Regions from separate parts of the Homo sapiens genome. Here region 1 is linked to region 2. The links are chromatin contacts, found by Hi-C or POLR2A ChIA-PET in ENCODE. All regions are on one chromosome and are shown on one strand. Each heading gives the region's core, a stretch centred on a gene start or an enhancer-like site at or near the end of the contact. The rest is flanking DNA. Distances are from core to core; before and after follow the strand shown.

What was found. Hi-C counts contacts between places; a loop is a spot of excess contacts on that map. ChIA-PET counts read pairs that join two places held with the same protein, here RNA polymerase II (POLR2A). Pooled maps may share reads with other maps.
Region 1: a pooled map shows a loop between it and region 2 (5-fold over the local background). The contact joins the promoter of DCAKD here to the promoter of DBF4B in region 2. A Hi-C loop is called at or near these places in 1 of 37 single-sample maps with no recorded cell type and 9 of 50 pooled maps. POLR2A ChIA-PET finds 5 or more read pairs at or near these places in 6 of 52 experiments (CD8-positive, alpha-beta T cell, HEK293, HepG2 and 3 more).

Annotation. Positions count from the first base shown.
Region 1 is chr17:45,048,395-45,053,538 of GRCh38, forward strand. It overlaps DCAKD (dephospho-CoA kinase domain containing), which reads right to left and starts at 3,238. Exons shown (of 5, transcript NM_001288655.2): 1 at 2,967-3,238. RefSeq lists a silencer at 2,879-3,378.
Region 2 is chr17:44,706,685-44,711,426 of GRCh38, forward strand. DBF4B (DBF4B-CDC7 kinase regulatory subunit) reads left to right here and starts at 1,981. Exons shown (of 14, transcript NM_145663.3): 1 at 1,981-2,155; 2 at 2,620-2,682. The coding sequence starts at 2,137. RefSeq lists enhancers at 1,787-2,301, 2,302-2,815.

The sequences.
Region 1 (5,144 bases), core at 1,988-4,487, 340 kb after region 2:
CACTTTGGGAGGCCGAGGGCGGATCACGAGGTCAGGAGTTTGAGACCTGCCTGGCCAATATGGTGAAACCCCGTCTCTACTAAAAATACAAAAATAGCCAGGCATGGTGGTACATGCCCATAGTCCCAGCTACTCAGGAGGCTGAGGCAGAAGAATCGCTTGAAACCGGGAGGCAGACGTTGCAGTAAGCCGAGATCGTGCCACTGCACTCCAGCCTGGGTGACAGAGCGAGACTCCATCTCAAAGAAAAACAAAACAAAAATTAGCCAGGCGTGGTGGCATGCACCTGTAATCCCAGCTACTCAGGAGGCTGAGGCTTGAGAAGCATTTGAACCTAGGAGGTAGAGGCTGCAGTGAGCCAAGACTGCGCCACTGCACTCCAGCCTGGGTGACAGAGTGAGACAGACTCTGTCTCAAAAAGAAAGAAAGAACCATAAAAATAGCCAACCAGCAGCACAAGGGCTGTTCTGCCTATGGTGTAGCCATTCTTTATTCCATTATTTTCCTAATAATCTTGCTTTCATTTGGAAAAAAAAAATTGGCTGAGCATGGTGGCGAAAGCCTGCAGTCCCAGCTACTGGGGAAGCTAAGGTGGGAGTATTGCTTGAGCCCAAGAGGTCAAGGCTGCAGTGAGCTGTGATCCCGCCACTGCACTACAGCCTGGGTGACAGAGACCCTGTCTCAAAAAAACAAAAACTATTACATTAGAAAAAACTTCTGTGAGGAAACAAAGTGGAAATATGAGTTCAAGAAGGAAAAAGGGCCAAGCATGGTGGCTTACACCTCTAATCCCAGCACTTTTGGAGGCTGAGATGCAAGGATCACTTGAGACCAGGAGTCAGCCGGGGCAACATAGCAAGACCTCGTCTCTACTAAAAATAAAAAGAAAAATCAGCCATATGTGGTGACAGACACCCGTACTCTTAGTTACTTTGGTGGCTAAGGTGGGAGGATTGAGCTCAGCAGGTCAAGGGTGCAGTAACCAGTGACTGCCACTGCACTCCAGCTTGAGCAACAGAGCAAGATCCCATCTCGGAAAAAATAAAGGAAAAAAAGAACGATTTGAAATTTCGATGGTTAAATAAAAAGTGGTTCTTTTTTTTTTTTTCAAAAGATGAGGGAAATCAAATCAAATGGTGTATATTTAGACTTCACTGCAGGTTTAAATGAGGATTTTAACAGCTTTATTTTAAAATATCAACATTCACAATTAACCAGAACTTTTATCCTCTGTAATCTTCAAAATAAAAATGTGAAAGTTTCAATCTAAAGCTATCAATCTAAAACTGTGCCAGCAGGTAATTTTCTTTTTCTTTTCCTTTTTTTTTTTTTTTTTTTTTTTGAAACAGAGTCTTGCTCTTGTCACCCAGGCTGGAGTGCAGTGGCACGATCTCAGCTCACTGCAACCTCTGCTTCCTGAGTTCAAGTGATTCTCCTACCTCGACCTCCTGAGTAGCTGGGATTGCAGGCACCCGCCACCACACCCAGCTAATTTTTTTGTATTTTTAGTAGAGATGGAGTTTCACCATGTTGGCCAGGCTGGTCTCAAACTCCTGACCTCAGGTGATCTGCCTGCCTCAGCCTCCCAAAATACTGGGATTACCAGGCGTGAGCCACCGCGCTCGGCCTCCCAGCAGGTAATTTTTTCTTTCTTTCTTTCTTTTGAGAAGGAGTCTCACTCTCTTGCCCAGGCTGGAGTGCAGTGGCACGATCTCGGCTCACTGCAACCTCAGCCTCCCGGGTTCAAGCGATTTTTCTGCCTCAGCCTCCCGAGTAGCTGGGACTACAGGCATGCACCACCATGTCCGGCTAATTTTTTTGCATTTTTAGTTGACACGGGGGTTTCACCATGTTGACCAGGCTGGTCTCGAACTCCTAACCTCGGGTGATCCACCCTCCTCAACCTACCAAAGCGCTGGGATTACAGGCGTGAGCCACCGTGCCCGGCCCAGAGGGTAATTTTCAAAACAAAGCTAAGTTCGTGGCTTGCCTGCCTTCAGCTATCAGCCCTCTTCTTCTCTCCTTAAGGTACAGGCACCAAGAGGGGCTCGGAGACCATTTAAACGTTATTTACCAAGGGGACAGATTCAGACCTTGGTGAAGACAGACAGAGGAGGATTTGGTGGGAATTTAGGGCCCTGCTGAGACAAAAACCACCCGAACCCGTCTGTCCACTTTCTATCCATCTACCAGATCTCTAGCATTTCACCCCTTTCCCCAGGCCTATGCCAGCACTGTGCCACACCAACTCAATCTTGATTTATTCAGGTAAAATGAGCACTCTCCCTCCTGCAAAAACAAACACGTTTAAGACATAAAACATATTCAAAGGCTTCCATTTCCTCACCGTTAGAATTGAGACTTAATGTCAAAGTTCACTTGGGTAGGTTGAATCATTTTCCCACAACTAAGGGAGAGTGAAAAATCTTTGAAAACTCTGTAAGCAAACACCTGAAATGCCAACGCCTCCTTTGCGGAGCTGGGGAAGGAAGAGACGGGTGGCCGGATGGCCTCCCTCACTAGTTGGTGGGCGTGAGATCCACGCCGCCCCAGTCCCGGGGGCCTTCACTAAAACCTTAACTGGCCTCCCAGGGGAGAGGGAAGCGGAGGAGAGGGGTCTGAAAATCGGAGATGATCACTCAGCTCAACAGTAAAGCACTTTATACCCACCCTATGGGACAGATACTGTAGCTTTATTCCCATTTTTCAGATGAGCAAACTTGGGATCGGAAAGATACCCCAAGGTCACACAACTGAAGTGGCAGAAGCTAGATTCAAGAATCAATCGGCCCGCAAAGTTCTAAAGGGCAGTGGCTTTGGTCTGATCCTGAGTTTGAATCCACAATCTCCAGCCCTTTCTAGCTGTAAACCTTCCTGCGCGTCCTCAGCCGTAAAACAGAGGAAATAACACGTTGCTTGGTAGGGTTGCTGTCAAGACAATGGGCCGTGGATATAAAAGCACTTGCCTTAGTGCTGGCCGCATACGACGCGCTCAATACATCGTAACTCAGGCTTTCAAAAGAGGCCCGTACGCCCCACTAGGCCGCGAAATTGGGTCGCCCGGGGCGGTGGCAGCCCCGCGTAGCAGCCGCGGCCAGGGCCCGCCCCCTCCCCGGCGCCCGGCTGGCTCTCACCGGCCCGCGTGGCGCGCTACGTACCCAGCGCCTCCGCCGTGGCCCAGGCCTCCGCCTCTAGCCCAATCTCCGCAGCGCTTACAGGCCGGCTCAGCGGGCGAGGCGGGACCTCGGGAGCGCGCGCCTGCAGACCGGACGTCCGGCCAGCAGGCGGGGCCGGGAGAGGTTGGACGGGCGGGGCCGGGAGAGGTTGGGTGGGCGGGCGGGGCCGGGAGAGGTTGGGCGGGCGGGCGGGCGGGGCCGGGAGAGGTTGGGCGGGCGGGCGGGCGGGGCCGGGAGAGGTTGGGCGGGCGGGCGGGCGGGGCCGGGAGAGGTTGGGCGGGCGGGCGGGCGGGGCCGGGAGAGGTTGGGCGGGCGGGCGGACGCGGGAGAGGTTGGGCGGGCGGGCGGACGCGGGAGAGGTTGGGCGGGCGGGCGGACGCGGGAGAGGTTGGGCGGGCGGGCGGACGCGGGAGAGGTTGGGCGGGCGGGCGGACGCGGGAGAGGTTGGGCGGGCGGGCGGACGCGGGAGAGGTTGGGCGGGCGGGCGGACGCGGGAGAGGTTGGGCGGGAGAGGTTGGGCGGGAGGGCGGCCGGACGGACGCGGGAGAGGCCGGCGGGGAGAGCTCGGCCCCGGAGCACGGCACAGAGGTCCCCCGCAACCCCCGACCCGGAGCCATAAATTTTCCTTTCCCCGGAGCCGGGAAGGAGAGGGAGAGAGAGGAGAGGGGCAAAACTGCAGGGTCCTAACTTCGGATATAAAGCTCGGCCACTCGCTACTTGTGCAGCCTTGGCAGAGGTGATCATGAGCACTTTCCACCTGCCAGGTCCTAAGAGCACTTTGTGGGATTATCTCAGCCCGCACAGTCCGCAGGGTGGATACTATCATCATCCCCATTTTACACAACAGGAAACTATGTTTAGCGGTTAATCCATTTGCCCTCTCATACAAAGTCATGTGATTGCAGAGCCCGCATCCTGTCCATACAAGCCTAGCAAGCCACTCAGCCTCTCATCCTGTCTCCTCTCAAAGTGGGGATAATCGCAGCCGTGCAGCGTTGTTGAAAGAATACATAAAAGCCGGGCACGGTGGCTCACACCTGTAATCTCAGCACTTTGGGAGGATCACTTGAGCCCAGGAGTTCGAGACCAGCCTAAACAAGAGTGAGACTAACCCCCGATCTCTACAAAAAAAAAAAACAAAAAACAAACTAGCCAGGCATGGTGACAGTGTGGTCTCATTTACTCGGGAGGCTGAGGCAGGAGGATGGCTTGAGCCCAGGAGGTCAAGGCTGCAGAGAGCCATGATGGTACCACTGCACTCCAGCCTGGGCAACAAAACGAGACCTTGCCTCAAAAAAAATAAAGCATCTAGGCCGGGCGCTGTGGCTCACGCCTGTAATCCCAGCACTTTGGGAGGCCAAGGCGGGTGGATCACCTGAGGTCAGGAGTTTGAGACCAGCCTGGCCAACATGGCAAAATCCCGTCTCTACTAAAAATACAAAATTAGCCGGGCGTGGTGGTGAATGCCTGTAATCCCAGCTACACGGGAGGCTGAGGCAGGAGGATTGCTTGAACCCGGGAGGTGGAGGTTGCAGTGAGCCCAAGATCCGGTCACTGCACTCCAGCCTGGGAGACTACAGCAAGACTCTGTCTCCAGTTAAAAAAAAAAAAAAAAAAAAAAAAAAACTAGTTATCTAGTTATGCCTCACATATAGCAGGAAGTTGTTTTTGTTTTTTTTTTGTTTGGTTTGTTTGTTTGTTTGTTGAGACAGAGTTTCGCTCTATTGCCCAGGCTGGGGTGCAGTGGCAGGATCTTGGCTCACTGCAGCCTCTGCCTCCCAGGTTCAAGCGATTCTCCTGCCACAGCTTCCCGAGTAGCTGGGACTAGAGGTGTGCGCCACCACATCCAGCTAATTTGTTTTGCTTTTGAGATGGAGTTTTGCTCTTGTTGCCCAGGCTGGAGTGCAGTGGCATGATCTCGGCTCACTGCAACCTCTACCTCCCGGGTTCAAGCGATTCTCCTGCCTC
Region 2 (4,742 bases), core at 731-3,230:
TTTTTGGAGTTGCATAGTGTTGCACAGTATGACTACACCATAATTTATTTAACCTACTGCCCGTTGTTAATCAATATTTTCGTTGCTTTTGATCTTTTGGTATTGCAAACAATGCTGAGGCAGATACCTTTATTATACAAATTCTGTCACACATGTGAAAAAAGAACATGCTGAACCATCTTGCCTCTTAAAGTTTCTGCTTGGAAGTGATGTCACTTTTTTCTTTTTTCATGAGCCAAAGCAAGTCATATGGCCAAGGCTTCGTTCGTTCATCAGGGCTGAGATGTATAAGCTTCCTCAGGGAGGAGTCCCACTGGAAGAGATACCAAGTTTATGTACTGTATATACCTCTACCAGTGTTTAAAAAATATCACCCTGGGCCAGGCGCGGTGGCTCACACCTGTAATCTCAGCACTTTGGGAGGCCGAGGCGGATGAATCACCTGAGGTCAGGAGTTCGAGACCAGCCTGGCCAACCTGGTGAAACCCCGACTCTACTAAAATACAAAAATTAGCCGGGCATGGTGGCAGGCACCTGTAATCCCAGCTACTCGGGAGGCTGAGGCAGGAGAATGGCCTGAACCCGGGAGGCAAAGGTTGCAGTGAGCCAAGATTGCGCCACTGCACTCCAGCCTGGGCGACAGAGCGAGACTCCCTCTCAATAAAAAAATAAATAAATATAAAAACTATCACTCTGGTTGCTGAATGGAGAATGGATTATACTGGGGAGAGATAGGAAGCTACTCGGGAGTAGAAGTGAAGAATTGACCGCAGTACTTTAGGCAAGAAATGATAGCAGCTTGAACTAGGGTGGTGGTGGTCTGATTCCAGATGTACTTTGGAGGCAGAGTTAGTAGGATTTTTTTCTTGGAGTGGGGATGGGCACAAGGGAAAGTACTGAAAGACAACTTCTAGGTTTTTGGTTTGAGCAACTGGGTGAATGATTGTGACATTTGAGTAAACAGTAACATTTTACTGAGAGGGGAAGACCTGGGGGGAGAACAGGTGGTTTTTTGACAGGGGCAGCGAAACAAATGTTCTGTTTTGAATGTGTTCAGCCTGAGGTGCCTATTAGACATCCAAATTGAAATAGCCAGTAGGCACTTGAATATGTGAGTCTGGAGATCAGACAGGTCAGAGCTACAGAAAATCTGAAGGTGTGGCAGAGCTGAATTGTAAAGCTGTGGAGCTGGATGAGATCTCCTAGGGAGATAAGGGAGAGGGATAAGGGCTAAAGCGTTGGCATACTCCAAAATATATAGGTGAACAGTGGCTTTGGATCCAGCAAAGGGGACTGAGGAGGAACCATTGAGATAGGGAAAAAAACGGTAGAGTGCTGAGTCATGGAAGCAAAAAGAAGAAAGTATTTCAAAGAAGGAATAGTCCATCTATAAGTTGGATATGATAAGGATAGTATTTCAGACTGTGGAAATCACAGTTGACCTGGATAAGTACAGTTTTTGTGGGGAGGTCCCCAGCTCTCCACTGAATGATCTCTTATTAGATCAAATTTGATCTCTAATTAGCAGTCTAATTAGATGGGTTGAAGAAAAGATGGGAAGTGAGGGATAAAGATACGTCTTTTGAGAAGTTTTGTTGGGCAGGTAATAATTGAAGAACGGGAGGGGGACAAAAATGTGAAGATGAAATGATGTGTAAGTGAAATCTTTATGTAAACTGCAAATGCTCTGCAAGTGTTAGGCTTATTTTGTTATTTAGTATTCAAACTTCTAGGAATTTCAATGCAGCTCAGTGTGAAGAATCACTAAAAAGCGACCACTAGTCCTCAACTTGAGGGCCATTAAGGGGCAAAGCCGTCTAGCCAGTGAAGAGCCAAGAAATGAAGAGACGGTTTGAGAAGACGTAGGCGGTGGGGGAACGGAAAGAGGAATCGCGAAACTAATATTGTCCTTCCAAGGACACCGTAGGGCGGATCTCGCAGCTACGGCGTTCTTTTAGGGGTGGAGCCGGCAGGAAATTTAAACTGAAGCCGCGGCCGAAAACGCCAAGAGATTGATGCTGTAGCTGCCCTGAGATAACCAGGACTGTGGAATCGGGAAGAGCTCATGGAGCTCGCGAATGTAATACGGAGGCCTCTGAGGAAGGAGTACGGAGGCCGAGAAGGAGCCGGCATTTGATGAGCGAACCGGGAAAGGGTACGGATGCCGGGAAGGGGAGAAAGAAAGGCGGAAGGGGTCGTTAATAGCTGAGGCGAGGTGCGGAGTCGTGGAGGGGGCTTAGGAAGTGACCAGCGGGTAGGTGCCGAAGCTGAGGAGGGTATAGGGGCCGGGAAGGAGCCACAGGAGTTGAGGGGACCGAGGAATGAAGGTGGCAGAGGAACGTAGGGGACAACAGCCTGGAGGGATGTATGGAGATTGAGATGGACAGGAGGTGGCCAAGAGGTCACGGCCGTTGACTGAACGGAGTCTGAAAGGAGGCGGAGGGCATGAGGGGCAAGAGCCTGGCGGGAGTCGCGGGATGTAGGTCGGAATGGAGTTGAGTCTTGCTGTTCCCAGGAGTCGCGTTTCTGTGCGCGTTTTGGGAGACAGTAGTGGGCGGGAGGCATGGAAGTTCCAAGGGTTGGTGAAGATGGTTGAGTTGCTGTTATGTCCTTTCTCAGGAGACGATTGCCTCGAGCTGGAGAGTTCCATGGCTGAGAGTAGGCTCCGGGCCCCGGACCTAGGTGGGTAACAGGACAGAACTAGGGACGTGAGGTGAAAATTGCCCCAGGGTCTCTTGGAGAAGACCGAAAAATGTTCCCCCTGTTGGAGTTTTCGATCACTCAGTGTTTTTATGTACTTATTTATTCATTTTATTTATTGGGATGGGGTCTTGCTGTGTTGGCCAAGCTGGTCTCAAACTCCTGGCCTCAAGCAGTTCTCCTGCCTAGGCCTCCCAAAATGCTGGGATTACAGGTGTGAGCCACTTCACCAGGCCCACTTAGTGGTTTTATGTGTGTGTGTGTATGGACGCAGCATCATAGACCGTTTTGGGATTCATGATAAAGGTCAAGTAAGAGTCATATTATGAACAAGATTAACAGACAGATGTGGAGTCAGGATAGAGTGACTTATTAAATATATAAATTAATACATTCATAGTTGTTTACAATAAAATCCTTAAGTTAAACACTGCTACCTAATTAGGTAAGTATTTTAGCACATGGCACTTCCCTCCGTACTGCCCCTTTAGTTAATATCATCTAGTTGGCCGGGCGCGGCTGCTCACGCCTGTAATCCCAGCACTTTGGGAGGCCAAGGCGGGCGGATCACGAGGTCAGGAGATTGAGACCATCCTGGCTAACACAGTGAAACCCCATCTCTACTAAAAATACAAAAAATTAGGCGGGCGTGGTGAGGCGTGCCTGTAGTCCCAGCTACTCAGGAGGCTGAGGCAGGAAAATTGATTGAACCCAGGAGGCGGAGGTTGCAGCGAGCCGAGATTGCGCCACTGCACTCCAACCTGGGCGACCGAGCGAGACTCCGTCTCAAAAAAAAGAAAAAAAAAATACCGTCTACTTTTACTTCTGGATTGTTAACAGATATGCCATCGGCTTGTTGCCTTTTAAACAGTAATCCACTTCATTTACTGAGTTATTCATTCTTCCCATCTCTTGTTGGTTTTTTTTCCCCCTTCTGTTTCTCTGGAGAACTTCAAGAGTGTTTTCAAAAGGAGGCTTTGTGTGATAAACTAAGAATATATTTATTTCAGCCTTGTAGTAAAATTTAAGTCAATTTTTTTTCCTTCAACACATTGAAAAATTACAGTATTTTCTCCTTGTTTTCTTCAGCATTTCTTTTTTATTCTTGCTGCTTTGTAAGTGACCTCCTTTTCTCATTAGATGTTTTAGATTATGTGAACCTATGGATTATATTGATGAAAGAAAAAAATGTTTTATTTTATTTATTTTGAGGTCTTGCACCCAGGCTGGAGTGCAGTGGAGCAATCATGGCTCACTGCAGGTTTGGCCTCACCGGGATCAAGTGATCCTCCCACCTCAGACTCCCAGGTAGCTGGGACTGCAGGCACTCAACACCACGCCCAGCTAATTTTTTTTTGTTGTTTGTTTTGTAGAGACGAGGTTTTGCCATGTTGCCCAGGCCGGTCTTCAACTCCTGGGCTCAAGCGATCACCCTCCTCAGCTTCCCAAAGTGTTGGGATTACAGGAGTGAGCCACTGCACCCAGCCCAATATTTTAGATTATACATTTTTATATTTGTTCTTAAAATTTACTATAAGATGATAATGTGTGGATTTTAGAGGGTTTTTATTTTCGTTTTTATTCCAGTTTGATTTTTTTTTTTTTTTTTTTTTTTTTTTGAGACAGAGTCTCGCTTTGTCGCCCAGGCTGGAGTGCAGTGGCACCATCTCGGCTCACTGCAACCTCTGCCTCCAGAATTCAAGCAATTCTTTTGCCTCAGTCTCCTGAGTAGCTGGGATTACAGGAGCACGCCACCATGCCCGGCTAATTTTTGTATTTTCACTAGAGACAGGGTTCCACCATGTTGGTCAGGCTAGTCTTGAACTCCCGACCTCATGATCCACCTGCTTCAGCCTCCCAAAATACTGGGATTATAGGCGTGAGCCACCACACCTGGCCTCCAGATTGATTCTTTAAATTTTTTTAAATTATTATTTTATTTTAGAGACAAGAACTTGCTCTGTTACCCAGGCTAGAGTACAGTGGCACAATCATAGCTCACTGCAGCCTCAAAGCCCTGGGTGCAAGCAATTCTCCTGCCT